2 separate regions of the Homo sapiens genome follow, and region 2 is linked to region 1. Evidence: read pairs that join two places in POLR2A ChIA-PET (ENCODE). Cell type or tissue: B cell. All regions are shown on one strand. Each heading gives the region's core, and the rest is flanking DNA. Links, peaks and the distances in the headings are about the cores only.

Region 1 (16,322 bases), core at 2,118-4,617:
GTCTCTAAAGGGCTCCCCCCAGTGCCCAGCTCCAAAGCCCTCCTGGCCTCTTCCTCTTCTGCACTTCATCTCTCAGCAGCATCATACCCTCGGCTCTCTCGGGCTTCCACTCGTTTTTTCCTTCAGTGATCGTTATTTATGTGTTGCCCTTATCCACTGACTAGATTACACATTCGTGAAAGGTTGAATCCATGTCTTACTCATTTCTGCAACTCCCACAGTAGTGCCCAAAGTGGCTTCCCTAGTAGACAGTCCATAAATGAGTCATTTTTGTGTGTTAAATAAGTCAAACATTTTATTTGTTAAATCAGTTTTTACAAAGATAATTTGTTCAGCCAAAGGTAGGTAGGATGGATGCTTTCTCTTTTTGTTGTTGTCTTTGTTTTTTTGGGACAGGGTCTTGTTCTGTTGCCCAGCCTGGAGTGCAGTGGCACCGTCATGACTCAGTGCAGCCTCAGCCTCTCAGGCTCAAGGAGACCTCCCACCTCAGCCTCCCAAGTAGTTGGGACTACAGGTGTGAGCCGCCACACCCAGCTAATTTTTAAATTTTTTGTAGAGACGGGGGTCTCACTATGTTGCCCAGGCTTGTCTCAAACTCCTGGGCTCAAGCGATCCTCCTGCCTCAGCCCCATAAAGTGCTAGGATTATAGGCGTGAGCCACCGTGCCCGGCCTGGATTCCTGCCTTCTCATGCAATGACTGTGCTGCTTTTTTTTTCCCTTTAGTAGCATCTTTCCCTGGCCCATTGAAAGAAGAGAATCTGTTAAATGTTCCGAAGCCACTGCCAAAACAACTGTGGGAGACCAAGGAGGTGGGTGAACAGTACTCAGCTATGTTTGTTGTCACTGAATGTTTGTACTTAGAGGTCATTGAAAAATCCTGCAGAGGTGAAAGCAAGAGGAACTGGGGGAAAAGGAGAAGATTTGTCTGAGAACAGAGATAAGAATATACAAGGGAAGGACGTTTCAAGTAAAAATTATCGCGCTTGTGTCAATGAATTAGCACATTGATCTCTTGGCTTACTAATTTTCATATGAATTGACTTATTTAAAAAAAAAAAAAAAACCCTGCTAAGTCCTCCATATCTTATTTGTTTTGCTAAAAGCTCTGAAACCTGGTTGTAAGTCATAGGCAGATTTTTCTGTTTTTTTAGCCAGCACTTTATACCAGTCTCCAGCTTCTGTCCAGAATTACTGGTATACCAGATAGCTCTTTTTAACTCAAGGGCATTTGACCTGAGTCCTCCAAGAGTCAGTAGACAAGTCATCTGTTTTACTATGATTTCCATGCGCCTTTGAGAATTTGTATCTAAAATTGTGCTAGCTGACCTCCACCTCGGCTCTCTAAACCTCACCCACTGTGGAAGAAAGGGGAGGTCCCACGGTACTTGCCTTGGCCTTTCTTCCCAGAGGGAAGCTGTGTTGACTTTGAAAGAAAACAGTTAATCTGTTCCAGCCCTTAAGGATGCTCTATTGCAATTGTTTGTATTGCCTGTGTACTTAACTATCCCCACCTGTTTAGGATCCCTTTGGCCCAGTTCCATTTTCTTCTGCCAAGTCTACCAGAGTCACCATTAGCATTAGTTGTCTTAAAAGGCTTTTTGTAAAAGCAAGATGTATTTGATGTTTAATCATTTGGGAAGTAAAAAAGAGATATGATTTAAAATTTACATATTTAAACACAGGAGAAGCAACCACACTGTCTTTTGGCTGTGAGAGGCACATGTGGTTGTGGAGGCTTTTATCAGAGGATAACTATGTCTTCTCCACCAAAGAGGGCAGTGGTGTGCCCTCCTCCCTGAGTACCAGGGACTGGTCTCTGGAAAGAGATGTTCATCTCCCTTGGTTCTTGTGGATTTGTAATACTCATTCCTGTCCGTCTGGAGCTTATATTCTAGTTGAAATAGCTTAGTTTCTTCTGACATTCATTTCTTTTTTCACCCTGCTTTTTTCTTTTATTTATTTCATTTCCTCTCAAGCCAATTGGAAAAGAAATGTTTATTTAAAAGCTCTATGTCGTCCAGACCCAGTGGCTCATGCCTGTAATCCCAGCACTTTGGGAGGCCGAGGCGGGTGGATCACCTGAGGTCGGGAGTTTGAGACCAGCCTGGCCAACATGGTGAAACCCCGTCTCTACTAAAAATACAAAAATTAGCCGAGTGTGGTGGTGCATGCCTGTGATCCCAGCTACTCGGGAGGCTGAGGCAGGAGAATCGCTTGAACCCAGGAAGCGGAGGTTGCTGTGAGCTGAGATGTGCCACTGCCACTCCAGCCTGGATGACAAGAGTGAAACTCCGTAAAAAGCTCTATGTGTAAAACATTGGTCTTTTAATGTTAATCCAGAAGGTAAATTGATAAGGCATCAAATTAGGAAAATGTATTAATATTATGCCTCCCTTAGGCCTGGAAGTTTGAGTTTAAAAAAGTCATGCCAAAACCTAAAAGGCTGCTGTGTGAGGACTCTGTCGACACGCAAGCTCTCACTTGCGCCCACTAGAGCCTCAAGGTCCTTACGAAGACACTTTTCAAAAACTTGAATTTGGCTTTACAGCGAGTAAGCCCAGCTTTCATTGTCTCTTCTCAGATTCAGTCCCTGTCAGGACGCCCTCGATCCTGTGATGTTGGAGGTGGCAAGTAAGTAATATTCTTTCTGTTCGTGTTTCAGGGACTATCCTGAAGGTTTTTCCCAAAAGTCTCGCTGCTTTGTTACAGAACTCTCAGAAACGTAACTTGCTATGCATAAATTGAAAGTCAACTGCATTTTCATAAAAACAGCCACTCTCTTTTGATACTCATATTTCATCTGTTTAAACTAATTAAATTACATGACTATAATAACAAACAAAACTTACATAAGTATGTTTGAGAATCACACAACTGACTCTTGGTAAATACACAACTCTCCGGGTAGAAGCAGTGTCAGAAGCAGAAACGTGCAGGAATCGAGAGGAGCCTACCAGCCCCGAGCTGTGGCAGGCTGTGGGCATCGGTGACATCCTGGCCAGGGGAAAAGGGAAGCATCAGTTCACCTGGCAGCTTAATGGCACAGAAGTTAATTAAGAGAGTTTCTGTGAATGTACTTAATGTCACTGAACTGTACACACAGAAATGGTTAAAATGGTAAATTTTATGGTATATTTATTTTACAACAATTTAAAAACATAAATGGAAGATAAATATATTTTCCATTTGCAATACAAAAAAGTTTCTATGAAACCATTAATTTGTTAGTGGATTTAATAGTATGCAACTTCACTCCCTAAAAGGTTTGAGACAACTTACAAAAATATAGTACAAGCAAATGAAAAAGGAAGTTCATGAGGAAGTTGAGTCTAAGAGAGAACGAGGAGATGAGAGAGATAATGAGGCCCTTGCCTTAACAGAAACTGCCTTGGGAGGGCCGGCTGGTGTGCTGCGTGGGACGGTACAGACAGCTGCTGGGGAGGTTCACAGAGAGGACCCCTTGGAACTCGATGGGCTGTGTCCTGAGAGAGCCCCAAGGAGGCTTCCTGGGGCTGTTTATCATAGTGTCCGTGAGAGCAGTCCCACCACTTGGAACTGAAGCCAATTCAGAAACAGCAAGGCTGCAGGGCCAAAATAATGTGGTTTGGAAATGGGATTCTTGCATGATCTGACTTAGTACATACAATCACCAGTGGGTCAGTGGGTGAACTAAATCCACTTCAAGCAGTCATTGAATGTGATTTCCCCCAACAGAGCTTCCTGTGAGTATCTCACAGCAGCGCAGTCAAGGCACTCTCTACTGAGTACCTGGAGCTCAGACATTCTTTCTGGCAGGTTAAACGTAAACTCAGGTGATTTGCTGAGCTGCGCCACGGGTTGATGTTTGCTTCAGAAAGTGGGCAAGCCTGCCAGGACGCATGCCCAACAAAAGACAGGCCGCCGAGAGGTGCAGGACATTCCCATGGAAGGGGCAAGCTTTTCCTCAAGGGAGTCTCCCTCAACCTAGTCTGGTTCAGGGGCTTCCTGGTAAAATGGAAATTTGGAAACAAAAACAAAAACAAAAACAAACATTTTCCTCAAGAATCAATTTTGGCTTAACCATCAGATAACCTTCAGGCTCTGAAAGCCTAACATTATAGAATTGGGCTGCAGTACTTTAGCCCTCAAGAGGTTTTTGTTGTTGTTGTTTAGTTAGTTTGTTTGTATTTATTTATTTATTTGAGATGGAGTATCGCTCTGTCGCTCAGGCTGGAGTGCAGTGGCATGCTCTTGGCTCACAGCAACCTCTGCCTCCCAGGTTCAAGCGATTCTCCTACCTCAGCCTCCCAAGTAGCTGGAATTACAGACGTGCACCACCATACCTGGCTAATTTTTTTATTTATAGAAAAGATAGGGTTTCACCATATTGGCCAGGCTGGTCTTGAACTCCTGACCTCAGGTGATCCACCCACTTTGGCCTCCCAAAGTGCTAGGATTACAGGCATGAGCCACCATGCCCAGCCTGTTTTGTTTTTAAAGATAGATAGGGCCTTGCTATGTTGGCCAGGTTGGTCTTGAACTCCTAGTCTCAAGTGATCCTCCCAAAGCACTGGGATTACAGGTGTGAGCCACCATGCCTGGCCAACCTGGAGAGTTTTAAAGCAGGTGTTTCTTAGGTAGAGAAAGTTGCTTTCTTGCTCTTACTTTACAGATAGAATTCCATTCAGTGACTTCTAGTCATGCAGATATTTATTGACCCCCTAATTCTTGGCACTGGGTTAAACAATGAACAAAACAGATCAAGTTCCTGCTTTCGAGGAGCTAATAATCTAGTAGAGCAAGATGGGCAGAAACAAATAAGCAAAGCACAGCAAAAGTCATGTGTGGGTAAATGCACTGAAGGAGACGCAACTGTGGCAGGTGGACAGGCAGCCACCAGCGGGCGTTGAGGAAACCTTTCTGATAGTGTGAAGCGACGCAGAGAGGGCTCCAGGCAGCAGGAACAGCAAGTGCAAAGACCCCAAGGCAGGAGTGGGCCTGGAGTTCAAGGAGGCTTGTATTGCTTGGATCTGACGCAGAGAAGATGGGAGTCGTTAGAGGGTCTTGAACCGGGGGGCGCATTACTTTCCTTAGATCAGTGGTGACTCCGTTAGGTAGTAACTATATTTGGAAAGGAACCACCTGTATTTCTCCCAGCTGCAGAGGAATTGTGTGAACGTTACTAATGACCTGTTTCACAGTGGTCACATTTTTTCCATCCTTGCTCTGTGCTGTTGGACGCTTCTCCCTGCCGCGCCCCTGCTCTCTCTGCCTTCACTCCCACCTGATCACCCATGGATCTTTCTTCTCAGTCAGAAAGCCCATCTGCTGTCACGTTGAGGGCTCTGAGGTCTCAATTTTATTTTTCTAGTCCTTGATCTTTAACCCTATAAACAGTTCCATACTTCCAGCCATCTAAGACAAAATTCAGGCTGGGCGCAGTGGCTCATGCCTGTAATCGCAGCACTTTGGGAGGCTGAGGCAGGCCGATCACTTGAGGTCAGGAGTTCAAGACCAGCCTGGCCAACATGGCGAAACCCTGTCTCTACTAAAAATACAAAAATTTGCTGGGTATGGTAGTACATGCCTGTAATCCCAGCTACTCGGGAGGCTGAGGCAGGAGAATTGTTTGAACCCGGGAGGCAGAGGTTGCAGTGAGCCAAGATCGCACCACTGCACTCCAGCCTGGGCGACAGAGCAAGACTCTGTCTCAAAAAAACACAAAATAAAATAAAAAGACAAAATTTATATTCAGTTTTTCTACAACCAAAATGAGCCTTCTTCCTCACCCTCCGGTTGGACACCTCTCCTGCTGCCTCATTTCTTTCCAAAACTCCACAGTTCGCCCAGTCCTACTTTTACCAAGAAAAGTGAGGCGAGGCTGGCAGGAGTGAGTGCTCAGCTCTCTTCTGCCACTGATTCCCCCGTCACCACCCTTCTCTGGTCCTAGGGACACCGAGGTCCCTCCTAGTCAGGCCGGCCACTTTACCACTCCCTGGCCCTCCTCCCGCTGGATTTGTGGAGGCCTTTCTCTGCTAGTTAACTGTCCCTCATCTCCAGAATTCTCCGCCATGCTTTCTGAAAGCATATTTACTCTCAGGTGTTCCTTCCTGCTTACCCATCATCAGCCCACCATGCCCTGGCTGCCACCTCTGCTGTTCAGTGGAACCTTGAGAATGTCGGTTGCCTCCTGTACGTAACTGAGAGAGAAATATCCCTGCTGCATGTCTTCCTAGTGAGCAGAAACTCAAAGCCAAAATAGAATTCGTGATCTCATCCATACCCCTGCCCTCATTCCCAATCTGCTCACATCTTCAGTGTCCCCTGTCTCAGTGAGGGGCTCCACCAGTCCCCAGGCTAAAGGCCCCAGAGTTGTTCTTGAGTCCTACTTCCCTGTCTCTAGAGTCTAGCCTGCCTCTCCCTCCCTGCGCTCGTGGCCTCCTGCTGGAGCGTTCAGCAGAGTCATAGCGGCCTCTCCACCTCCAGGCCTGCTCCGTGCACCCCAAGACCCCTTCCCCAAGTCTGTTAGCCACGCTGTCCTAAGAAAAGCTGATACCTCTCCCCCACCACACTGCCCACCCCGCGTCCAGCCTTCCACTGGCGTCGTGTCAGCCTCTCATCAGTCCCAGCCTCGGGTGCTCTCTACCTGCTTTTCCACTTCCATCTCCCACCACTAACCAGCCCTCCTAAACTCAACCTCCCGTGGTCTGAATCCTCACAGTTCTGAGGGCACACCATGTGGTCTCACACCTCCCTGCTTTTGCGCATGCTGTGAGCTTTGCCTGAAATCTTTTTCCTGACTAGATCACCTGAGTTCTTTAGCCTTTAAACTAAGCTCAGATGTCCTCCAAGGAAGCCTCCCCAGGTCAGCTGGGCTTCCCTCCACATGGCCTCCCTCCAGGCTCTATCACTGCACTACTGAATTGTATTATGTTGCCGGTTATGCTCCTTATGGCTCAGTCTCTTGAAGCCCTGATGCCAGTGGCTGGCCCCTGGGAGGTGCTCTGCTGATGTGTGCAGGAGGGAATGAAGTGTCCTCAGGATTCGTGACTTCCCTCTGCTCCTGGCTGGTGGCACCTTCTCCCGCATTCTCCTCCGCGTCACCCTCACTGCTCTTTTCCTATATCACCCCTGGACCACTGCAGGTGGTCCTTCTAATTGGTTCTCCCTGCCTCTCCTTCTGCCTGCTGAGGCCATCCTCCACACTGGAACCACAGTGACATTTCTGAAACGCCATTCTCCAGCTTAACCTGGCCTCCCTCTTTCCACAGTCCCTGATCCAGACTCCTGAGAACAGCACATTCTCTCCCGCCTGCCTCTCCCTCCCCATGTGCCACCCTCCCTCCTCACCCTCTGCCCTGACACCTGACACCTCAGCCATGCCCAGCTACTCTTAATTCCACGCACACACTGTGTCACATCCATGGCAAACCCGTCCCCTCCACAGCCCATCCTGACATGGACAACTCCTGCTTTTTTGCTCCCGGTGTCACTTATATGCACTGGTTACACACACCCCTTCTCAAACCCAGCATAGCGCGCTTCCTGCCACGTTGCAGTTACTTGCTTTCCCAGGCTGTCTCTCCTGCCCATCTGTGAATTCCAAAACAAGGTCCTCTCAGACCTGGCTAGCAGGCCCCTCCCTGGGGCCCCGCCCTTGAGAGGGCTTCATTCCCAAAGGGAACGTACCACCAGTGTATACGCACTAGGCCTGGGGGGTGGCTAGAGAGTCAGCAGGGTGTGGACAGAGTTTGGCTGCATAGGCTGGGATAGCTATGTGCGTACTGCAGTACAGAACAGAACTAGGGGGAAGAGAAGGGGACGTGGACTGAGGGCCAGGCTGTCTCCCTGTGCATTCTGGCACAGAACTCCAAGAAGTCTGAGAATTCTACATGTAAATCTGGCTTCACAGGCTATTATGAAGGTATAATATGTCAGGATAGACACATAGAACAAAGTTCATGTAAGGGTTTGTTCATTTGATTTATAACTTTTAAAAATGGAAACAGATGGTATGCGGGCCTTCTTTTATACTCTTGCTCCAGGCCTGTACATTTCAGGAGTAGGCCTGACCCCGGCGGACACACTCGCCCTGCTTGTTCATCATGGTGCCGCCAACATGCGGCCCGCTGCCTGGCACACAGTGCCTAGCCCATAGATTGTGATGAATGAATGGCAACATCTCTTTGTCACTTTAAAGTTTATGAAGACTGTAATTTTAAAAATATATCTTGGAAGGTATATTGGAAGGTAGCTAGTTACTCAGAGATACTTTTTCTGGTAGCAAAGATAACTTAAAAATCTAGCAAAAAGAACTACATAAATAGCAGTGCCTCACATTTTATAGAGTGGTTTATAATTTTCAGAATACTTTTGCATCCATAATCTAATCTGGTCTTGATTATTCTAGACCCTAATCTAGTATTCCTGTAATGTGGGCACAGGTAGTGGGTGAGGATATGTGTTTCGGAGAGGTTAAGCCGAGCACCAGTGTTCTCAGAATCAGAGAGGCCGCACCAGGACCTCGGTCTTTTGTAGCCACTGCTCTTATTTGACAAGGAAAAGGTTTCAGCCATGTTTGGTTTCCCAACAGCCAAATACATTGTAGAAAGTCATTCTTAATCTTTCTTTTTTCAGTGCTTTTCCACATAATGGTCAAAACCTAGGCCTCTCACCCTTCTTGGGGACCTTGAACACTGGAGGGTCATTGCCAGATCTAACCAACCTCCACTACTCGACACCCCTGCCAGCCTCCCTGGACACCACCGACCACCACTTTGGCAGTATGAGTGTGGGGAATAGTGTGAACAACATCCCAGCTGCTATGACCCACCTGGGTATAAGAAGCTCCTCTGGTGAGTATCTCCTGCTTAGCAGTGACCTGGTGGCTTAATCATAGGTGGTCCCCACCCATGTGGCCTGTTCAGTGAATCATTGAATGAGAATGACTGCATCCCAGTTAGAGATGATAATGTACCTTCTTGTATCTCCTGACCCTGCGGACATTTTTCTTGGATGTTTCTGTTTCTCCTGGGTTGATGAATTTGGGGCAGCTCTGCTGAACCTCATTCCTTATCATCCTCACTCGCTGCTCTATCCAGGGACTTGGGGAATAAGATATGGGAGCCAAGAAATAAGCATCCACTCCGTGTTGGCTGAACAGTATTAGTGGCTGTCATCAACATATGATAATTTATAATTTAGGCCATCTCTCTGGATTCCTTTCATTTTCCATTAGATTTCTAAAGGCAATATTCTGCATTTTAGAAAATTTACAGTGGATATGATGAAAATATTTATACTTAATATCTGTGTGTGAAGTAGAAATCCCCCACAGTTCCAGTTAAAGATGTAGCATTAGCTATATAAAGATGCTACCCATAATGGGACTTGGGTGTTACTCTCTGGGTTTGATTGTCCACAGCTCAGACCCCATATTGAAATTATGACTACATTTGTTTGAAGCCTGACACTTTTTTTTTTTTTTTTTTGAGATGGGGTCTTACTCTGTCACCTAGGCTAGAGTGCAGTGGCACGATCTCAGCTCGCTGCAACCTCTGCTTCCCAGGTTCAAGCAATTCTTCTGCCTCAGCCTCCAGGGTAGCTGGGATTACAGGCATGTGCCACGATGCCGAGCTAATCGTTTTTGTATTTTTAGTAGAGACAGGGTTTCACCATGTTGGCCAGGCTGGTCTCGAACTCCTGACCTCAAGTGATCCACCCGCCTTGGCCTCCCAAAGTGCTGGGATTACAGGCGTGAGCCACCACTGACATACCCTTGTCAATGTCTAGGGCAGGTGATAATCCTCTTACTCCCAGTGGTGCAGTACAGCCCCTGGCCGTAACAGTCCTACCCAGAATTGTGTTGTGGAGCATTTCATTTGGAAGGGATGCTCAGTGATGGTCTCCAGGTGAAAGCAGTGTTTGCTGCCTTTCACTCTGAGACTCATCCATGCAAATCAGAACTCACCACCCAAATGAGAGTGGTCCCCTTCAGGGGGGGTCACCTGGAAGTTTTTCTAATGATTGCAGTGATGCTGCCTGGTGCAACACAATCTTAGGTTTGAAGAATTGATTTCAGAGAACACCTTTATTTTTGTTTTTTGGGTCATTTTAGTATCCTTAATAGTAGCAGGTTTTTCATCGACTGAGTCTCAGTTTTGATATTTATACATTTGCTTCATAGGAGAAATTTGATATTTGCTTCACAGGAGAAACTCTCGAAACCTTTATGCCCAGATTCAGAGTCTGGGCAATTCACCTTTTGGGTGAATCCTCAATGTATGAAGATATCTAGGGTCCCAGAAGTAAAGCAGCATCAGCACATAGCTCCTTTGGGTCTCAGGGAAGCTGGCATTTTCCAGTACAGCCTTTGACACTTTGCTTCAAGCTGAAGATCTTATGTTTAGTCACTGGTTGTCTTCTCAAAAAAGCACTATTTTATCCAGAACATGTCAGAACCAATGTCAGTTTCTGTATTTTCTTTTTTTTTTTTCTTTTTGAGACAGACTCTTGCTGTGTCGCCCAGGCTGGAGTGCAGTGGCGCCATCTCGGCTCACTGCAAGCTCTGCCTCCTAGGTTCACGCCATTCTCCTGCCTCAGCCTCCCCAGTAGCTGGGACTACAGGCACCTGCCACCACGCCCGGCTAATTTTTTTAGTAGAGACGGGGTTTCACCTTGTTAGCCAGGATGGTCTTGATCTCCTGACCTCATGATCCACCCGCCTCGGCCTCCCAAAGTGCCGGGATTACAGGCGTGAGCCACGCCCAGCCGGCAAAATTATTTTTAAGAATTTTAGGCTGGGTGCGGTGGCTCACTCCTGTAATCCCGGCACTTTGGGAGGCCGAGGCGAGTGGATCACGAGGTCAGGAGATCGAGACCATCCTGGCTAACACGGTGAAACCCCATCTCTACTAAAATTACAAAAAATTAACCAGGCGTGGCGGCACATGCCTGTAGTCCCAGCTACTTGGGAGGCTGAGGCAGGAGAATGGCGTGAACCCGGGAGACGGAGCTTGCAGTGAGCTGAGATCATGTCACTGCACTCCAGCCTGGGTGACAGAGCGAGACTCTGTCTCAAAAAAAATAATAATAATAATAGTGATAATAATAATTTTGCCAGCTGCTGGATTTTTGTCATTTCTTCCTTTTCGTAACTTTTATCAAACACTTAAATTTTTTGTCAACACGAAACAACACATAGTTCTGCTTACCCCACCTGCTGGTACAAGAAAGATGGGCTGAAGGTTAAAACGTAGGTATTGCCAGTTGAGATACACACAGCAGCAGCAGCCGAATAATTGATTCACTGGGCGAACCTGCTCCATGCCAGGCCCTGTGCCAGGTGCTGAGGATCCAGCAGGGCATAGGACAGGATCCCCAGTTTCTGGGAGCTCATGCCCTAGCAGCCTATGCTGCAAAGATCTCTCTCCCAAATTTCCTTGCTCATGATCAAATTCACCCCTGTCCCCCAAATAAAGCACCAGCAAAAACTTCCTTTTCCCTGAGTTGGTATAGACTGTGATGAACAATTTCCTGGGAACCAGAAAATCAAAGAGGGACCCTGGGGTGGGAGATACAGGGAAGTGTCCCTTCCTGTGACTCCCTAGTGTGCTAAGGGTAATTAAAGACCACCAAGACAGCTCCCCAAGGGCCATGACTCGCCGTGGAAGGATGTTCTCCAAAGGTAGCAGGGGATGCAGGCAGTGTGCTTGGGACAGAGACCTTCCGGGGCTCTAAACAGAATTTGTTGTACAGCCCTAGGGTCCTTTCCCTGGGTCTGGGCCGAGCACCTGGAATATTTGCCTCTGTTACCCCGGTTTACCTAGTTTTGCTCACCTAGGGGTTGTTGACGTGATCTCCCTCCTCATGGGAAAACATCGTTGTCATCTTTGTGGCCCCATCTCTGTTAGTGCAGGGGCATCTTTTCCTTGCCATTGGTGCATCGGATGCAGTCCCTGTAGGAGAGCTGTCCAGGAGCTCCTTTACCTACAGAATCATCATCGCATGTGACAGTAGACAGTTTTCTTTCATTTTTGGAATACAAAAGATTTGGTCTGAAATTATAAGTAACTTGTGAATTTGTTGTCTTCCAGGTCTCCAGAGTTCTCGGAGTAACCCCTCCATCCAAGCCACGCTCAATAAGACTGTGCTTTCCTCTTCCTTAAATAACCACCCACAGACATCTGTTCCCAACGCATCTGCTCTTCACCCTTCGCTCCGTCTGTTTTCCCTTAGCAACCCATCTCTTTCCACCACAAACCTGAGCGGCCCGTCTCGGCGTCGGCAGCCTCCCGTCAGCCCTCTCACGCTTTCTCCTGGCCCTGAAGCACATCAAGGTTTCAGCAGACAGCTGTCTTCAACCAGCCCACTGGCCCCATATCCTACCTCCCAGGTAAACACACACAGACAGACCAACCACTACAGTGAAACAGACTGCAAGATATAGGAAGTGCATTCCTCCTCTTTACTATTTTGGGTTACACTCATTATTACACCAAGCACCCATGAGGTCTCAAGTGCAGTCTGTTCGCTCTTATATGTGAAATCAGAGCAGAAGTGTCAATAATGCAGAATGAATTCATGATTTTCTTTTCTTTTTTTGAGAAAGGGTCTCACTCTGTTGCCCAGGCTGGAGTGCAGTGGCACAATCGCGGCTCACTGCAGCCTCACCTCCCGGGCTCAAGCGATCTTCTCACCTTAGTCTTCGGAGTAGCTGGGACCACAGGCATGCACCACCATACCTGACTAATTTTTTGATTTTTTTGTAGAGACAAGTTCTCGATATGTTGCCCAAGCTGGTCTCAAATGCCTGGACTCAAGCCATCCTCCCAGCGTGGCCTCCCAAAGTGCTGGGATTACAGGCATGAGCCACTGCACCCAGCCTAATTAATGATTTTTTATTATAATAATAGCAGATTTGCTGTGTTGATTACTCTTTAAGCAAATGTTGAACAATCTGTAGTCACTAACTCACAAACTTGGGGTTGAGAGGAACGGTAGGATATAGAGAATGCCATCCAGGTAAGTCTAAGGCAACTGAGGGAAACCAGGTTAGGATTTCAAAGTTGGCATGGAAAATCAGTCATTGACTCTCTAAGTACATTAAGCCATAGGGGAAAGCCAAAGAAAACATTTAATACCTTCCTGAAGCTTTGATAATGAATTAGACCTCTTCCCTAATTGTCTACAGATTTGAGAAACAATACTTTTATTGTTCATGAAATGCTAAGTATGTTGAGGATTATATCTCTTATAAGGATGAAAAGAAGTCTGTTGAGAAAGAGGCACATTTAAAAGTCACCCACCCATACAAAAAATGGAAAAATTAGCTGGGTGTGGTGGCACACGCCTGTAGTCCCAGCTACTCCAGAGCGGAGGTGGGAGGCTCACTTGAGCCCAGGAGGTCGAGGCTGCAGTGAGCCAAGATAGCCTCACTGCACTGTAGCCTGGCAACAGAGTGAGACCCTGTCTCAAAAGAAAAGAAAAGCCCATTATAGAAACACAGGGGTTGAAACATCCTATAAATTCTAAACTCAGAGGTGGTTCTCCTTATACCATAATCATCGAGGAATGTGTTTTCAACCTTTTGTCACATCCTCTGTCTATTACAGCATCATTTTTTTTTTTTTTTTTTTTTTTTTTTTTTTTGAGACGGAGTCTCGCTCTGTCGCCCAGGTCGGACTGCGGACTGCAGTGGCGCAATCTCGGCTCACTGCAAGCTCCGCTTCCCGGGTTCACGCCATTCTCCTGCCTCAGCCTCCCGAGTAGCTGGGACTACAGGCGCCCGCCACCGTGCCCGGCTAATTTTTTGTATTTTTAGTAGAGACGGGGTTTCACCTTGTTAGCCAGGATGGTCTCGATCTCCTGACCTCATGATCCACCCGCCTCGGCCTCCCAAAGTGCTGGGATTACAGGCGTGAGCCACCGCGCCCGGCCTATTACAGCATCATTAACTACTCACCACCTCGCCATAAATTAATGATTTAGAAGGAAGAGTTGACAGAACACAACGGAGAGTTAGAGGATCTTGTTATTGGTCACTCTTTACCAATTACTAGCCGTGGCGTGTTGATCGTATGAGTGATCTCTTTTGGGCGAGGGTGAGAGGACATTTCATAATTTTTAAGTCTCACTCTGTCGCCCAAGCTGGAGCACAATGGCACGATCGCGGCTCCCTTGCCTTGAATTCCTGGGCCCAAGTGATCCTCCTGCCTCAGCTGGGATTCTTCAAGTAAATGTGACTACAGGCCCATGTCACCACACCCAGCTAATTTTTTTAATTTTTTTGTAGAAACAGGGTCTCCCTGGGCTGGGTGTGTGCCTCACACCTGTAATCCAGCACTTTGGGAGTCCAAGGCAGACGGATCACTTGAGGGTAGGAGTTTGAGTCCAGCCTGGTTAACATGACGAAACCCCATCTCTACTAAAAATACAAAAATTAACCGGGCATGGTGGCACACGCCTGTAATCCCACCTACTCAGGATGCTGCGACGTGAGAATTGCTTGCACCCTGGAGGTGGAAGTTTGCAGTGAGCCAGGATTGCACCACTGCACTCCAGCCTGGGTGACAGAGTTACTCTGTCTCAAAAAAAAAAAAAAATTAGAATTAAAAAAAGAAAAGAAAGAAATAGGGTCTCCCTATGTTTTCCAGGCTGGTCTTAAACTCCTGAGCTCAAGTGATCCTCGCACCTCAGCCTCCCAAAGGGCTGGAATTAGCCAGTGTGCCTTGTGCCAGGCATGAGCCACTGTGCCCTGCCATAATTTTTATTTTTTTTTAGAGACAGCGTTTCACTCTGTCACCCAGGCTCGAGTGCAGTGGCGCGATCACAGCTCACTGCAGCCTTGAACTCCCTGAGCTCAGGTGATCCTCCCACCTTAACCTCCCAAGCACATAGGACTACAGGTGTATACCATCACACCCGACTAATTTTTGTATTTTTTTTTTTTTGTAGAGATGGGGTTTCACCATATTGCCCAGGCTAGTCCATAATTATTGTTTTCGTGGTTCTTATGTTATTGAATTACCTTTAATTTTATTTTGCAAGATTATTTTATAAGATCTAAAAGTATTCTTGCTTTTTAGCTACATTTTAAGGAGACTGTATGGCCAGAGTGTCCCCTTTCAGATGTGTTTTTAATTTGTTTAATATTTAGATTTTTTTTAAATGAATGTTGCTGGACACAGTTGTTCTGACTGTAATCCCAGCTACTCAGGAGGCAGAGACTGGAGGATTGCTTAAGGCCCGGAGTTCAAGACCAGCCTTGGCAACATAGTGACACCCTATCTATCTCTTAAAAAAAGGAAATTTTAAAAAGTGAATGTTATTCATGCACATAGTTTAAAAAGTAAAATAGTTCTAAAGGGCTTGTTATAGAAAAACAGCTGTCTTTCCCTCTCGTTAGGCATATTCCTCACTGCCTAGAGATGGCTGTCAACCATTTTAACTAATCTCTTTGGTATAACCATGTTATTATTATTTTGAGACAGAGTCTTGCTCTGTCACCCAGGCTGGGGTGTAGTGGTGCGATCTCAACTCACTGAAACCTCCACCTCCCAGGTTCAAGCGATTTTCCTGCCTCAGCTTCCTAAGTAGCTGGGACTACAGGCATGTGCCACGACGCCTGGCTACTTTTTGTATTTTTAGTAGATACAGGGTTTTACCATGTTAGCCAGGCTGGTTTCGAACTCCTGACCTCAGGCAGTCTGCCCGCCTCGGCGTCCCAAAGTGCTGGATTACAGGCATGAGCCACCTCACCCAGCCTAACCATGTTGTTTTATGCTTTTTTTGTTCTACATTTTTGGTGTTAGGCATTATCTAATGACATCCTACCAATGAAGATTAGAATTTAATTCTCTTTCCACTCTCCCACAGACTCCACCACACACATATGTGCGCACATGTGCACACACAATTTCCTACCCACCCTCCTCATTTATTATAATTTTGGTTAGAGCAATACTCAATATTTAGTGTTTTTATAGTTACAATGTAGTCAGAGTTGACATATAGTATACTATGAAACAAGAAAATGAGAATTTTTTTTCCTCTTGGGAGTTAATAAATGTCTGACTTTTTTTATTAGCCTGGTTATCTATATGTATCTATGTGTATGACTAATTCAGTCCCCAACTCTTGGAGTTGGGCAGATCTCCTCTCGACACATTCAAAACTAAATTCTCTAGTAGCTCTATAGCAAAGAGTGCCTGTGACTTTGTATGACTTAAAATGTCTTTATTTGATCTGCCATTTAATTATTATTTGGCTGAATATAGAATTCTAAATTTGAAATAATTTTCCCTTGGCATCTATTGCCTATTCATTTGTAAGTTGCATTGAG
Region 2 (16,322 bases), core at 4,860-7,359, 180 kb before region 1:
TTTCTAGAACGTATTCTGTAGATTTTAAAAAACAATAGGGTATATTGCCTTACTGTCTCACAAACACATCATGATTATTTTTGCTTTATTTATTCTGGCTATTTCTCTTATTTGGAAGGCCTTTTGCTCTCTATCATGATTCACTCATTTCTTTAGTTTATGATTTCACAGTCTTAATATAGGCCTTTATTGCTTATCCAAATTCTTCTCACCTCATTATTCAGTCTTTTGCTTCTCCGAACCACTGTCACCCCTTATTTCCCTAAATTACAGATTGAATTGTATGGTGCCACATGACTGTGAGAATAGGCCTTGAAGTTCAAGGCTATTCCCAGTCTAAATCTACTCTGTTCCTATCCTACCTCATTCACTAACTCATCGAATGTAGAGCTTCCATGACCCTGGCTCTGGGCTTGATATCAAAGATATGGCAGTTAATAAATAACATAGATCTAGCCCTGCCTTCGTGTGGCTTATAGTCTGTTGGAGTAGCCAAACAGATAAACACAAATGATCGATTTTGGTAAGTGCTACCGTGGAAAAGTACTTGTCTTCCAAATTCCCTCATACATGCTCTATTCTAGCTACTTCATCTGTGTAGCTTCCCATTTCTCCTAAGCATTAAACACATTTTAATATTTTATAGTTTTTTTCAATGTCTAAATGTAGCAGGTTGCACAAACTAAAGCACTTAGTAAATGTTCATTGTTGAGTTGTTTCTCCATCTAGGCATGGTAGATAGTAACTAGGAGCATTGTAGTTCTGAAAGCCTCATACTCAGATCAGTCCAGTGATTTAAACTGGACTAGAACTTGGTCTTCATATGCCTGTGTCTGGGTCTGAAATAAGTAAATCACCTTCTCACACCTAATGAAATTCAGTGGGTTGTCCAAATAGAGATTTTCCAAGTAGTACTTTTTATTCTGTATTATAGCACTTTATTCCTTGCAATTCTTATGATGAAATGTCTGTTCACCCTAATGAAGTTATTTGCTGAATGCCACCGATGTTTTCTAAGAATGCCACCGATGTTTTCTAACTGTCCATAGTTTGATTTGGATTATTGATGATTGGTGAATGTCAGATGAACACAGTGAATGGATATCTTACTCTGTTTCTTTTATTTCTCCCTAGATTTTTTACCCAGAAACTACAGATATCTATGATCGAAAGAACATGCCAAGATGTATCTACTGTATCCATGCACTCAGGTAGTCAAATTTTCTTGGCAAAATAAGGAAATTATGAATAACATCTGAATTGAGTGTGTAGTTTTTTATCCTTGAGGTAAGAATGAAAAAGTTTTTTGATTAGTTTCAAAAGTTCCAAATAGGATAAAATACTATTATCCGAACAAAATGGTGAGAAACAGCTGTGTTTTTCTAGGGAGTTTGGAGAAGGGATTTATTTATTTAATAGCAGGTAATTTTCTTCTAAAAACATGGTATCTTTCATAATTGATCTAGTATTTCTGTGAACTATGCATTCACTTGGGGTGCAGTCTCTTGTTTAGTTAGGTAGGTCCTTGCCATTGTTAAGCCATTTGTTCATTCATTCAATAATTTTTATAAGCCGGATGCGGTGGCTCACGCCTGTAATCCCAGCATTTTGGGAGGCCAAGGCGGGTGGATCACCTGAGGTCAGGAGTTCAAGACCAGCCTGGCCAACATAGTGAAACCCTGTCTCTACTAAAAATACAAAAAATTAGCTGGGCATGGTGGCGGGTGCCTGTAATCCCAGCTACTCGGGAGGCTGAGGCAGGAGAATTGCTTGAACCCGGAAGGCAGAGGTTGCAGTGAGCCAAGATTGCACCATTGCACTCCAGCCTGGGCAACAAGAACGAAACTCCATCTAAAAAAAAATAATAATAATCATAATAATAATAATAATTTTTGTACCAACACAAACATGATAGTAAGAAATGATACAAAATATATTTTTTTCCCATAATGTCATGGTAAATTTGGAATGTGACTTAATTTTCAGGTCCCCAGAACACTAAATTAAATAGGAAGGAAAAGATGCAAGTCTGGAAGGATGGTGGGATGGCATATTAGTAGATGCTTATACAGGTTGAATATCCCTTCTCTGAAATGCTTGGGACCAGAAGTGTTTTGGATTTTGAAGTATTTGCATTATACTTACCAGTTGAGCATGCCAAATCTGAAATGCAGAATGCTCCAATTATAGCATTGAGGGTCATGTTGGTGCTTAAAAATTTTTAGATTTTGGAGCATTTTGGATTTTGGATTTTCAGATTTGGTATACTCAACCTGTGGTACAGTAGTGTAGTATTTTAGCAGATTTACTTGATGGCCACAGGACTAAAGAAGAAGATGGCAGAGCAAGTGGGACATGAGTGAGATATTTGCTTGGGCTGCACTTCTTATATGGCATCCTCTATGTGTGCTTGCTAAGTGTTAATTACATTGGAGTAGGTATATAATACTGATCTATAAGAAGACTATTGTCTCCAGTTTCTTGAGCAAACATGTACTAGATCTGTGGTATCATTGGAATCAGTGTGAAACATATGAAAGAATGAATATAGCTGAGAACTTGTGGATCTCGTGTTGAGAATGTAGCAATTTCAAATATGTGTCTGAGGCTGGGTAGGTACAGTGGCTCTCACCTGTAATCCCAGTGCTTTGGGAGACCAAGGTGGGAGGATTGCTTGAAGCCAGGAGTTAGAGACCATCCTGGGCAACGTAGCGAGACCCCATTTCTACAAGAAATAAAAAATTAGCTAGGCATGGTGGCATTCACCTGTAGTCCTAGCTACTCTGGAGGCTGAGGTGGGAGGATCACTTAAGCCGAGGAGTTTGAGACTGCAGTGAGCTATGATTGTGCTACTGCACTTCAGCCTGGATGACAGAGCGAGACTCTGTCTCTAAAAAACAAAACAAAACATTACCAAATATGTGTGTCTGAGTCCAGATCAGATTAATTCTGAGTATTTTGTTTGGCTTAGTGTTGCATGAGATTTGTCCATGTTGATAATCTTGTGAAGGCCTTACCTGCAATGGATATCTGAACGTGGAAGCAGAATTCCTCTCTGCTAGTTGTGTAGCCACTACTCTGCAGTGTAACCTGGGTTCCAGGCCCTCAAATTCTCTGTAGTAGAGCCTAAAGAATTAACTATGCCTTCCTAGTGGTAGAGTCAGAATGAGAAAGAGAGGAAGTCTGCTATTGTTTTCCATTTCTCTTGAATATGTAGTCTGTGCTTAGAAAGTATATATAGAGCAGTGTGTTTCGTGATTTATGGTTTCTTTTTTATGGTGTTTTTCCTGAAGGGTGGATTGGCAACATTTGATAATATGTAGGAAGTATTTATAATTGCTGAAAGTGCCTTCTTTTACCACAAAACACAGCCATGTTCAAAGCAGGTTCCTCACCTTGCTATATTGGATAAGGCTCCATCTCCCTTTGGATCAACAGTGACAGAAAAATACTACCTCTCTGTCTCCTCCCTGCTTGCCTTTTTTTTTTTTTTTCCTCTAAAGTCTTGATTGGCATTATTCCAGAGATAGTCACTGTACTTTAATCATACTAAATTACTTTTGTAGATAACATTCCACTCTCAGATAAGACCCCAGTTTTCCATTCTCAAAATACTTGTATACTAAGTTTGGTGTAAGCTCATTTGTCTCCTTAGTATGATTATGTTTGTGTGTTTCTCTGCAGAAAGTAATGGATTGGATTGAGGATGCTGCCCCAGGGCTTGCTGGGGATACTTTATGATACCATATACACTGTAAATAGAAATACACTTTCTAATATCTGAGAAATTCAATATTCAGACATATCTGGCTCCAAGAATTTGGATAAGGGACTGTGGACCTGTAGTAGATTCTGTTTCCTAATCACCTGCTGTGTTTCAGGGTCTTTATTAATAATCTTTGAGATTGGCATAGTGACTTCTAGGTTACTCACCATTCACAGAAAAGATAATTAGAATCCAGATAGATTAACATAGCTTCCTTCTGCCCATTGCTACAAAGTACAGCTTAAGTAGGAAATAAGAAAAATAAATCTAAGTGCAGTTACAGGCTGACGCATTATAGTGCCTAACAGTATATTTGTAGAAGTAGGCATGGGAGAGCAGGAGCAAAGATTGGAAAGTGCTGTTCACCATTAGGGTTTATAAGTTTCAGTGTGAAGCTAAGTACTTTTGATTGTGGGTAAGAGGACTTAACTGGCCGTTTTGAATCCTTTCATAGCTCCAGTGTCTCCATAAAATACTCGTAATAATTAAAGAGAGTTAAAAGAAAGATGGTGCCCATGTCTACTTTTTATATTAGCCAGTGATACGGTTGTAGCACCTTTAATTTACCACTGAAAGACATTAAAAGCTAAGTCAGTGTTCCTGGTACTGTGAAAGCAACTGTATTAGTCCGTTCTTGTACTGCTATAAAGAAATACCTGAGACTGGGTAATTCATAAAGAAAAGAGGTTTAACTGGCTTAAGGTTCCACAGCCTGTACAAGAAGCATGGCTGGGGAGACCTCCTCAGGAAACTTACAATCATGGTAGAAGACAAAGAGGAAGCAGTCACGTCTCACGTGGCAGGAACAAGAGGAAGAGAGAGGTGGGGAGGTGCTTACATACTTTTAAAAAACCAAATCTAGCGATAACTCACTCACTGTTAGGAGAACAGCACCAAGGGGGAAACCTGCCCCCATTGATCCAATCACCTCTCACCAGGCCCCCACCTGGGGATTACAATTTGACATGAGATTTGGACAGGGACACAGACCCAAACCATATCAGCAACATTCTTGAACTTTCTTAAAATTTCTTGTTCGCTATTTCCAAGTAGGAATAAATGAGAAAGAAATTCTTGGAGAAAAATATTCTCTTAATTAAGAATGCAGATGTGATGTATTAGTGAGAAAAATATATAAAAAATATATAAAAATGTATAAAAATATATAGAAAGTTATTAGTTATTTTGCTTTGGAATTTCTTTTTTAAAGAGGCAGGGTCTTACTCTTTTGCCTAGGCTGGAACGCAGAGGTGTGATCTTGACTCATTGTAACAACCTCCCAGGCACAAGCTATCCTCCTGCCTTAGCCTCCCAAATGGCTAGGACTACAGGCATGCACCACCATACCTGGCTAATTAAGAAATTTTTTTTGTAGAGACAAGTCTTGCTATGTTGCTCAAGCTGTTTTGAATTCCTGACCTCAAGCTATCCTCCTGCCTCTCTTTCTCAAAGTACTGGAATTACAGGTGTGAGCCACTACACCCAGTCTGGAGAATTTTTTGAATACATTTAAAATCTTCTGAGACAGGCGCTTTATATATCCATCTTGAGTCTTTTACCTGAAAGAAAAGCATTTAATCATATACACATGACTTATACTTGCACTTCTCTGAGAAAATGTTTAGCTTCTGTGGATGTATAAATTCTAGTGTGTTTTGAGAATACTTGATTTTTGTTTTTCTATTATACATTTGGGTTTATTATATACAATTTAAATTTTGATCAGTTCTGTGATTGCAGTGTACATGATGCGTGTTTGTATTTAGATGATATTGAGGTTTATAGATTATTTACAAAAACTGTATACCACTTTAAGTTTCTATGATTTATTTCTTATATATTTCTTATTTCCCTGCTTACTTTAAACTGTCAATATCTTGCTTTTGTCAGTATCTGTAAAGTACCCTTCTGATCTCTTCTAATTTATTGATTCTGATCAGTTAGGGCTTTAGAATCCACTTAATAACACAGGCTTATGGACATTAATTTATCCGTCCATCCATCTGTCAAATATTGATTAATGTTTATTAATATATGCTAGGCTCTGGGTAAACATTAGTGAATGAGCCCTGTATTGTCCCTGCTTTCATGAAGCTTAGAGTCTAGTTGATTTTTTTTTAAGTTTAAAAAGTAAAAATAATTTTCACCAACCTGATAATTAAAAAGTAAAAATATATGAAATATTCTTTATCTAAAACTGTTAAATTACCTGGATTAAACTTTTCCATCAGTAATATGAATTCAGTTTAAGTAAGATTTGCCATCTGAATCATTTTTATGAAGCTTTTCTAAAATGTCTTATTATTTAAAACTTATTGATTACAGGAAGGCAAACAAATGAAGAGACACTTCACATTATATTAACATTAATGTTAACATCTTTTTTTTTTTTGAAACGGAATCTCACACTGTTGCCCAGGCTGGAGTACAGTGGTGTGATCTCGGCTCACTGCAGCCTTTGCCTCCCAGGTTCAAGCAATTCTCCTGCCTCAGCCTCCTGAATAGCTGGGATTACAGGCACATGCCACCACGCCTGGCTAATTTTTGTATTTTTAGTAGAGACAGGGTTTTGTCATGTTGGCCAGGCTGGTCTCAAGCTCCTGATGTCAGGTGATCCGCCCACCTCAGCCTCCCAAAGTGCTGGGATTACAGGCATGAGCCACTGTGCCTGGCCATTAACATCTAATTATGCATTGAGTTTGTGCCAGAACCGGGACTTTAATTTGTGCCTACTGATTTCTCCCAGTCCAGTGCTCTTTGCATTGTGTTATGTGACTTTTTAGGACAATGTTGTCATGTAAACTAAAAAAAAAAAACTGAGGTAAATAGCGTATTGTAACTACAAAGGAGACTGTCGTAGGTACTGGGAGTCTCAGTGTTCAGAATACTTCTATTTTATACTTCATGCTGATTTTCGCCTTTTAAGGGTGGCAGCTAGGCACAGCTGGGAGGCCTAACCTTTTGCATATTGTATCTTCTAGTTTGTACCTGTTCAAGCTAGGCCTGGCCCCTCAGATTCAAGACCTATATGGAAAGGTTGACTTCACAGGTAAGGAGTTAGATACTTGGCAGGAAATGCTTGAATTATGTGGAAATAGCCTGGAGAGCCAGCAGTACCAATTTTGAAGACCTAGGGCTTTAAAAATACACTGGCAGTGGAGGTGAAAAAAATACGAATAACTTGCTTCTCTAATGTGGGGTAAAGAACACTAAACTTGAAATTTCAAGCTCTGTTCTCTCACTTAATAATGTGAACATGATTAGTGAGTCTCAGTTTTCTTATATGTAAATTGGGGATAACATTAACATATATAAAACATAATAATGTTAACACATAACACTAAATGTTCGGGTATGTTGAAAAAAGCTTTATAACTATCTTTCCCTTTCCATTCCAGCAAGCATCTGTTGTGGGCAAAGCAAGAGGGAGAGTGGGGAGTGAGATGACACAAAGATGCCAATTTAGTAATTTTAAAATTTAAGCTTATTTGGGTGGGTGTTTCTATGTGTATTTGCTATAGCCAGATGCTTGAAGAGATGAGGGGTTGGGGAGAAAAAGGGCAGTGGTAATACTGTTTAAGGGTAAGATAGATTCAAGTCTTTCAAAGTGGTGATTATTTTGTAGGCTTGAAAGTTTAAAAATTGGTAAGAAAGTTTTTGTCCATGATATTTTTTCCTTCCAGGGAAGTTATTCACCAGACCTGGGGAAAGGACCAGACCTTACATGTTTTCTTTATCATTTGGCTTTCTGCCTTAGAAATGAAATTGTTGAATAGCAGCTAATGATTGTAAAGACTGAGATAACTGACTTAGTTTGTGATTCACTTATTGTTGAGCTCACGTTAAAGCTGTTCCATTTATAAGTTCATTGTAGGAAATGCCATAAGTAGCAATTTTGAAAAACTATTTCCTGTAGGACCTTCTCACTTTATAGTTATTTTTGATGCCCTTGATAATAATAACGTTTGACTACATTTTATATACTAGTTACTGTGTTAAGTGCTTTCCATACATTGTATCTTTATATCCTTATAAAACCCTAAAAGGTAAATGCCATTTTATCCCATTGCATAGTTGAGGAATATGTTTCCTTCTCTTGGTTATGGAAGGGTGCTTAGCTTGATTGACTGATTATTAATTCCCTCCTGTAGAAGAAGAAATCAACAACATGAAGACTGAGTTGGAGAAGTATGGCATCCAGATGCCTGCCTTTAGCAAGATTGGGGGCATCTTGGCTAATGAACTGTCAGTGGATGAAGCCGCATGTAAGAAGAGAGAAATTTTGTGGGTTCAACTGGGATTGTTGCCACTATTTCCAATAATTAATTCTATAGTGATGATCTAGGACATTATGAATCTTGCCAGCAAGTTTAAGTCCACAGATGTAGTTGTAAACACATAGTCTTCCATGCTGTTATTATTTGGAAATACATGATTAATTCTGATTAAAGTGAAAGCATTTAGAAAGGAAGTCCTGGCTGGGCGTGGTGGCTCACGCCTGTAATCCCAGCACTTCGGGAGGCCAAGGCGGGTGGATCACCTGAGGTCAGGAGTTCAAGACCAGCCTGGCCATGGTGAAACCCCGTCTCTACTAAAAATACAAAAATTTAGCCGGGCATGGTGGTGTGCACCTGTAATCCCAGCTACTCGGGAGGCTGAGGCAGGAGAATCACTTGAACCCAAGAGGCAGAGGTTGCAGTGAGCCGAGATCATGCCATTGCACTCCAGACTGGGCAACAAGAGTGAAACTCTGTCTCAAAAAAAAAAAGAAAAAAAAAGAAAGGAAGTCCTACATTTCCGTGGCTCATTGAGTTTCTTATTGTTTTATGGTGTTTACTTGGTAATTAAGGCAGATATCTCCAGAGCAAGTGTTCCTTGCAAGGCTCTCTTATGAGTGTTTCTCTGTGAGATTCTAAATTCACCATCCCAGACATGGATCACAGATGGAGCTGTGGCTTTGCATACTGTAAGGAAGAGGCTAGGCTCATAGCCTGGCCCAGGGAGCCAGTCTTCGAACCCCAGTTGTTATTTCTCTGTGAAAAGGAGCCTCTGTCTCTAATGGGGGGTGCAATGTTGCTTTCTGTTGTGATATACATCCTGTAATCTATATAATCTCAGTGTTTTTGTTGGTTTGTTTTTTTGTTTTTTTTTTTAGTACATGCTGCTGTTATTGCTATTAATGAAGCTATTGACCGTAGAATTCCAGCCGACACATTTGCAGCTTTGAAAAATCCGAATGCCATGCTTGTAAATCTTGAAGAGCCCTTGGCATCCACTTACCAGGATATACTTTACCAGGCTAAGCAGGACAAAATGACAAATGCTAAAAACAGGGTAAAAATGCAACATCTATTCTTTCTAATTAATTTATATTATTCCGTCATTTGATATGGCTCCAGTTTAAACATCAGTTTTATTGAGATGCAGTTTACATACAACAAAATTCACCGGATTTTAAATGTACAGTTTGAGTTTTGAAAAGTATATGTGATCATTTAACCATCACTCCCAGAAAGTTCCTTAGTGCACTTTTGCAATTAGTTTCCACCTTACCCACACCCCTGAGCCCAGGCAACTACCAGTCTATTTTCTATTGCTGCCATTGACCTTTTTAAGAATTTTATACAAATGGAATGATGCAGTATCTAATCTTTTGGTGTGAGGCTCCATTTTGACCTCTGCTTCTTGAATTTTATATAAATAAAATTCTAGAGCGTAGCCATTAAAATTAATAGTGCCCTTTGGAAAGATTATCTCTAAATATTAACATAGTCTTTCCTCTTTCCCAGATTCTCTGGGGTAAAATGTTTGTGTACAGTTGTTATGGGTATGTGGAAGTTAGTTAAATGATTCTGACTTGAAAAAACTGAATCTGAGGATCTCATTTCCCGAGGTCAGGAGTTTGAGACCAGCCTGGCCAACATGGCGAAATCCCATCTATACTAAAAGTCAAAAATTAGCCCAGCGTTGTGTTGGGCTCCTGTAATCCCAGGTACTTGGGAGGCTGAGGCAGCAGAATCTATTGAACCTGGGAGGTGGAGGCTGCAGTGAGCCAAGACTGCACCAGCCAGGAGACAGGGCGAGACTCCGTCTCGGGGGGGAAAAAAAAAACTTCACACAAATTTATCCACCCCTTGTTAAAATTAGTGGTTGATGACAAAACGAAGACAATCCTGCTCTCAGAACATTCTTTGTATCTCTTATCATAGAGCAGGGATTTCAGTTTCCCAGTTAGGTGCCAAACTGGCCTGCAGGCAAGTAGCTGCTGCCCTGCCTCTGCCTATGTCACCAGTGAGACTCCAGGATTGTGGATCTGTATGTGCCCATTCTGCTCAGATCTGAGGCAAGGATGTGCTGCCCCTAATCCCAGCACTTTGGGAGGCCAAGGCGGGCAGATCACTTGAGGTTAGGAGTTTGAGACCAGCCTGGCCAATATGGTGAAACCCTATCTCTACTAAAAATACCAAAAAAATTAACTGGGCATGATGGTGCACGCCTGTAGTCCCAGCTACTCAGGAGGCTGAAGCAAGAGAATCACGTGAACCCAGGAGGCAGAGTTTTTAATGAGCCAAGATGGTGCCATTGCACTGCAGCCTGGGTGACAGAGTGAGACTCTGTCTCAAAAAAAAGACAGAATCTCGCTCAGTCACCTAGGCTGGAGTGCAGTGGCACGGTCATAACTCACTGCAGCCTTGAACTTCTGGGGAAAGCAATCTTACTGTCACAGCCTCCTGAGTAGCTGGGACTACAGGCATGTGCCACCACATTGGGCTAATAAAAAAAAGTTTTTTGTAGAGATGGGGTCTCGCTATGTTGCCCAGGCTGATCTCAAACTCTTGGCTTCAAGCCATCTTCCCACCTTGGCCTTCCAAAGCACTGGGATTACAGGCATGAGTTACTGTGCCTGCTTTGTTCTTTATAAAGGGTCTTAAGCTACACCCATATTCTTGGTAGTGTTATGGTGCAGGAGGAGCACACGTGTATTTATGTGGTCTTCTTAGACACCTTAAGCTAACTTAATTACGCTTTTTACTCATCCTCAGACAGAAAACTCAGAGAGAGAAAGAGATGTTTATGAGGAGCTGCTCACGCAAGCTGAAATTCAAGGCAATATAAACAAAGTCAATAGTAAGTATGTTCCTGAATCAGGCACCTAAAGGGATATTATAATATAATGTGAATGTTGATCTATTCTGGGACTTACAACATAGTTTGATTTACTTACTTTAGACATTCGTGGATTTGTTTAGCAATAATTGCTTGTTAACAATCTTTTGTGTTTCTATGCCTCCGTTTTAATTATTTATCTTCAGTCAGCCGCTTGTTCCTACACTGACAGTAGCATCATAGTAGTCTGTTTGGCTACAGTTTCACTCTTTCACCCTATTACATGCTTTTAAATATTATTTTCCTGGCCAGGCACAGTGGCTGATTAATCCCAGCACTTACATATCTGTAATCCCAGGACTTTGGGAGGCTAAGGCGGGTGGATCACCTGAGGTCAGAAGTTCGAGACCAGCCTAGCCAATATGGTAAAACCCCATCTCTACTAAAAATACAAAAATTAGCCGGGCATGGTGGCGTGCTCTTGTAGTCCCAGCTACTTGGGAGGCTGAGGCAGGAGAATTGCTTGAACCTGGGAGGCATAGGTTGCAGTGAGCTGAGATGGTGCCACTGTACTCCAGACTGGGCAACAGTGAGACTCTGTCTCAAAAAAAAAAAAATATTTTTCTATTTTTTTAAAGTAACATTATATTTTTGTTTTTCCTTTAAAGAATAATGCAAGCTGTCTAGAAATAAAAAATAAACCACAAAAATTAGACTCCTTCACTTAGAAATAATCATCACTTAGGAATAATCATTACTGGCATTTTTTTGTATGTCCTTCAAAACTGTGTGTGTGTGTGTGTGTGTGTGTGTGTGTGTGTGTATATATATATTTTTTTTTTTCTTTAAGAGACAGAGTTACACTTTGTTGTTTAGGCTGCAGTTGCGATTATGGTTTACTGCAGCCTCAAACTCTTGGGCTCAAACCATCCTTCTGTTTCAAATTCTCTAGTAGCTAGGACTACAGTCATGCGCTGCCACACCCAGCTGATTTTTAAAATTTTTTTGAAGAGACAGGGTCTCGCTCTGTTGCCCAGGTTGGTGTCAAACTCCTGATCTCAAGTGATCCTGCCACCTTGGCCTCCCAAATTGCTGGGATTACAGGCATGAGCCACCTTGCCCAGCCTCCAAAACATATTTAAACAAAAATGAGATTATACTTTTAATATTGACTTTTATATATGTGTTACTTTTGGGAAATTAATTTATTGAAATTATCATTTTGTCACTACTCTGCTAAAGAACTCACCATGACTACTTCATACTTGCCAGACAAAATGCAGATCCCTAGCCTAGTGCAGTTCTTTATGCAATATTTCATGCATACAGCTCTTTGTAGAAGCTCATTTGCCTAATTACCTCCCATACTCATTCTGTACATTTTATGACTTAAAAGGAATCTGGGCCAGGCAATTCCAGCATTTTGGAAGGCCAGGGCAGGTGGATTGCCTGAGCTTAGGTTTGAGACCAGCCTGGGCAATGTGGCGAAACCCTGTCTCTACAAAAAATACAAAAACTAGCTGGACGTGGTGACATGCGCCTGTAGTCCCAGCTACTTGGGGGCTGAAGCAGGAGGATTGCTTGAGCCCAGGAGGTTGAGGCTACAGTGAGCTGTGTTCGCACCACTGCACTGTAGCCTGGGCAACAGAGTGAGACCCTGCCTCAAAAAATTAATTAATTAATTTTTTTTTTTTAAAAAAGAATCTGGCTCTGAAGTGGTACTGACCTGGTATTTGATCTCTTGTTCCTCTGTTAAAAGCTGTGTAACATTGGGCACCTGCAGTAGCGTTGTTAGACATATAATACGAGATAGTGTATGTAAATTGCCTGCTATTTAGTAAGTACTCAATGAACATTAATATTATCGCTATGTCATGTAATCTCCCTACTGTAATGCCTTCATGCCTCATCTCTTCCTAATCCAAATTGTACCCATCATTCAAGATCCAGTTCAATTTTCACTTCAGTGCCTGTCACAGTTCAATATGGTTGACTTTCAAATCTCCTGTGTCGTACACAGGCTCATCCCTATAAATTTGCACTTAATTATATATTGTCTTGTATTGCTTGATCTTTATTTCTGACATCTTTGTAAACTCCTTAAAGTAGAGATTACGTATTCTGCTTCTTTTGAAGTCCTCCTAATTCCTAGCATAGGTTTAGACTCACCAAAAAAACTAAAAGGTTTGATTTCAACCAACTAGGTCAGGCTTAATCTTGTTTTGCTCAAGATACTCATAACAATAATAATAGTAATTGTTCTCATTGTTCATTTGGAGGGCCAAATTTCTCATTTGAACTAATACTAATAACTAGAGAGGATTTAGAAGATTTTACCAATTGCATAGGATTGGAGTTTTAAGTCCTGACCAGCATTCTTTTTTTTTGGGTTTTTTTTTTTTTTGGAGACAGAGCCCAGGCTGGAGTGCAGTGGCACGATCTCGGCTCACTGCAACCTCTGCCTCCTGGGTTCAAGAGATTTCTTCTGCCTCAGCCTCCTGAGTGGATGACCAGCATTCTTTGTATTCTGCTACCTTCTGGTTCATTTAGGATAATGACCTTCCTAGCAGAATAATCCATTCAAGTGTGGATGGTATCTTGTGCTGAATCTGTATTAATCCTTAAGTCAGCAAATATAAACTGGAGTGTCCTTATGGTTGGTTCTCTGTGAGAAGAAAGTCCACGATGTTTCCTGTTGCATAGAGTACATAAAATATTTTTTGTTTTACTGAGGGATTTTTCTCTACCTTACTGTTTGGTATTTTATAACCTTTATAGTTTTACCTTGCTAATTGTATAAGAATCAGTTGTGAGCACATGTAAGGAAATAATAATATGTTCTTAAAATGTCCTATTCATATTATTATTATGTAGTCAGAGGAGCAAAATAATAAAAATTCCCTCAAATACCTTTCAGTATAGTGGGGAAGATAGACATACAAATGAGTACTTTTAGGGCAGCTTGATTAGAGCAAGATGCCAAGAGCACATGTGGTGCAGTCATAGAATAAAGAAGGGAATGATGACTTCTGCTTAGAAGTTTGAGCAGGTTTTCAGTGTACATGGATCTTCACAGGGATCCTTAGGATAGATAAGAGGGTGAGGATAAGGCAGAATTCCCTATAAAAGGACAGTCTTTTCCTAATTGTAGAGAAAGTCTTGAGGCAAAGGAAAGTTAGATGCCAGGAGGATATAGGGACTTCGGGTTCCAGGAATTAATGTAATTATAGATAAGATTCTTTGCCTAGAGCATTCGAAACAGCAATGAGGCCATTGATGCTGCCCCAGGAGAAAGCTGCAGGCCAAGCAGTTAAAAATTAGAAAAAGTTTTTATTTTATTTTTTGTTAAGTAGACTAAGGAAAATTAGAGTTATATAACTAAAGTTCAGTGAGAGAAAGTATTTAAGTAATGTTCCACACTTTATTATGTTTGCAATATAAATGTTTATAGATATTCATTTAATATTTACATATTTAAGTAGTATGTGTACACTTCTAGAAAAAGCAAAATTTACTAGATGCTTTTGTAGATAGATAATCTAAGACTCTATGCTATATACCTAGAGAAAGTCTAGTTTGTTATCTACATTGATTTTATTTTCTGTCCCTAGCTACTATGAAAGCTCCTTGAGGACAGGATATTTGTTTTTTTCACAATTATATTTGCAACATATAGCAGATCCTCAGTAAATATCATTGAAGGAATGGATGATTAGTTGGCTAACAGCCACATATACCTGCAGACATGACTTGAGAAGCCACCACCTTGGTATGGTGCTCAGTTGAATGGCAGGTATGAATATTAGGAAGAAATAAACAGTATCTTAGGAGCCTACAGTGAGACCTCACATCCATACCAATGTTTTAACCTTTTCTTCCGCCCTTTTTTTAAATAGTTCTAGTCTCCTCATTGCCCCTACTTCCCATTTTCTAGTTTGAGACTTTATTTTCCCTTGGGCTGTTTTGATTTTCTTTATAACAGCTTATTAATTTTATTTTGTTTTTTACTAATGAAAACATTTGCAATTGATAAGTACTATTATGCCCCAGATATTTTTATTTTTGGTATTTTATTGATTTCTTTTTGCTACTGTGATAAAATCAGATGTTTATCTGTGAGTGGTGGTAGGGACAGGCATTTTCTCTTCAAAAAATAAGGAAACGGAAAGTAAAAAAGTAATTATGATTCCTTAGTGGCTATCATTTCTGAAATCAGAAATTATCTTATTCTGTCTTTCAGGCTAAGAATACCTTTTTGTTTTGTTTTGTTTTTTTTACAATATATAAAGTGCTTTTATGTATATGATTTTATTTAATCTTAAAAATATTCCTATGACGGAAGGTATCTTCATTATCATTTTCAGATGAAGGAACATCTGGGTTTTCATTGTCATGTATTGTATTATAGAGCTTGTGTGACCTCAGGTTCTATGATTAGAAGAGAGAATGTGGAAAGGGGAAGATGACCCCTTTCACTCTGCACAGGTTGGACCACCCTTGATAGCAGGGCACTGACTGTTGTGGGTGGAGTGTGTTCAGGAAGTATCAGGGTAATGAGAGGATTCAAAATGGTGCTATGTAAGACATGGTTAAAGGAAATAAGGCTGCTAGTAAGGCATTTGCTGTCATAGGGAGGGGCAGTGGAATGTATTCAGTGTGAACTTTAGGGTTGGAGCTTTAAAAATATTTTTGAAACAAAATTGTCCAAAGATGTAGTAAGTGGCCACGGGAGATACTTTCTCCTGTTTGGTAGTCTGTAAGTATAATCTGGACAACTACTTGGCATTTTAAGGGAATTTAAGCGTCATGTTGGTCTGGATTGGTGGCTCCATATTGGTGCTGAGCTGTCTACATTTGGAAGTTTTTAAGTAGGCTGGGAGTGTGGCCCAGGAATCTGTATGAAATCTGATGAATAGCTTGTTGGGAACCCCTGGACTTGATGACTCTAAGGTTCTTTTCCAATCCCAAGATCTTATGCTTCTGAGAATCACAGAGTAAAGGCTCTCTGAGTTATATTTCCTTATCTGGAACTGAGATTGGTTTTGGGGAAGGAAAACTATTCTAGGCTCTTCTGTTAACATAGTCCTTTCACAAGCTTTTGCCTTTTTTCCTCAGCATTTTCTGCATTAGCAAATATCGACCTGGCTTTAGAACAAGGAGATGCACTGGCCTTGTTCAGGGCTCTGCAGTCACCAGCCCTGGGGCTTCGAGGACTGCAGCAACAGAATAGCGACTGGTACTTGAAGCAGCTCCTGAGTGATAAACAGCAGAAGAGACAGGTAAACATAGTCTGGATTGAAGCTGCAAGAGTTTGTATATATCCATTCGAATCCCATGCTGTCATTTAAAGATATATATGCTGCCTTTGTTTTTCCCCCAATACGACTTTTTCCTCTGCATATAAATTAGTTTAAAAAAAAATCCTCAGGTAAAATACACATTGTCTTCA

What was found. ChIA-PET counts read pairs that join two places held together with the same protein. Peaks named below come from ENCODE experiments on the same cell type or tissue, not always from the same donor. Only the 100,000 strongest peaks of a DNase experiment are listed, where the experiment ranks them.
Region 2: POLR2A ChIA-PET joins it to region 1 with 6 read pairs; 1 of 35 experiments calls an interaction of 5 or more read pairs at or near these places.

Annotation. Positions count from the first base shown.
Region 1 is chr15:90,617,159-90,633,480 of GRCh38, forward strand. CRTC3 (CREB regulated transcription coactivator 3) reads left to right here. Exons shown (of 15, transcript NM_022769.5): 8 at 725-810; 9 at 2,583-2,632; 10 at 8,618-8,835; 11 at 12,076-12,374. It overlaps CRTC3-AS1 (CRTC3 antisense RNA 1), which reads right to left. Exons shown (of 4, transcript NR_120372.1): 4 at 2,851-2,995. Among named protein-coding and RNA genes, the nearest start is that of LINC01585, 35 kb to the right of the region's middle. RefSeq lists an enhancer at 3,648-3,697. In B cell, for the core only: no CTCF peak of the experiment used is centred there; a DNase peak (open chromatin) is centred at 3,363; H3K4me3 peaks cover 327 bases; H3K27ac peaks cover 1,639 bases.
Region 2 is chr15:90,432,585-90,448,906 of GRCh38, forward strand. It overlaps IQGAP1 (IQ motif containing GTPase activating protein 1), which reads left to right. Exons shown (of 38, transcript NM_003870.4): 5 at 1,135-1,211; 6 at 6,748-6,815; 7 at 7,918-8,031; 8 at 8,922-9,100; 9 at 10,810-10,894; 10 at 15,989-16,152. Among named protein-coding and RNA genes, the nearest start is that of IQGAP1, 53 kb to the left of the region's middle. RefSeq lists a silencer at 4,480-4,680. In B cell, for the core only: no CTCF peak of the experiment used is centred there; no DNase peak of the experiment used is centred there.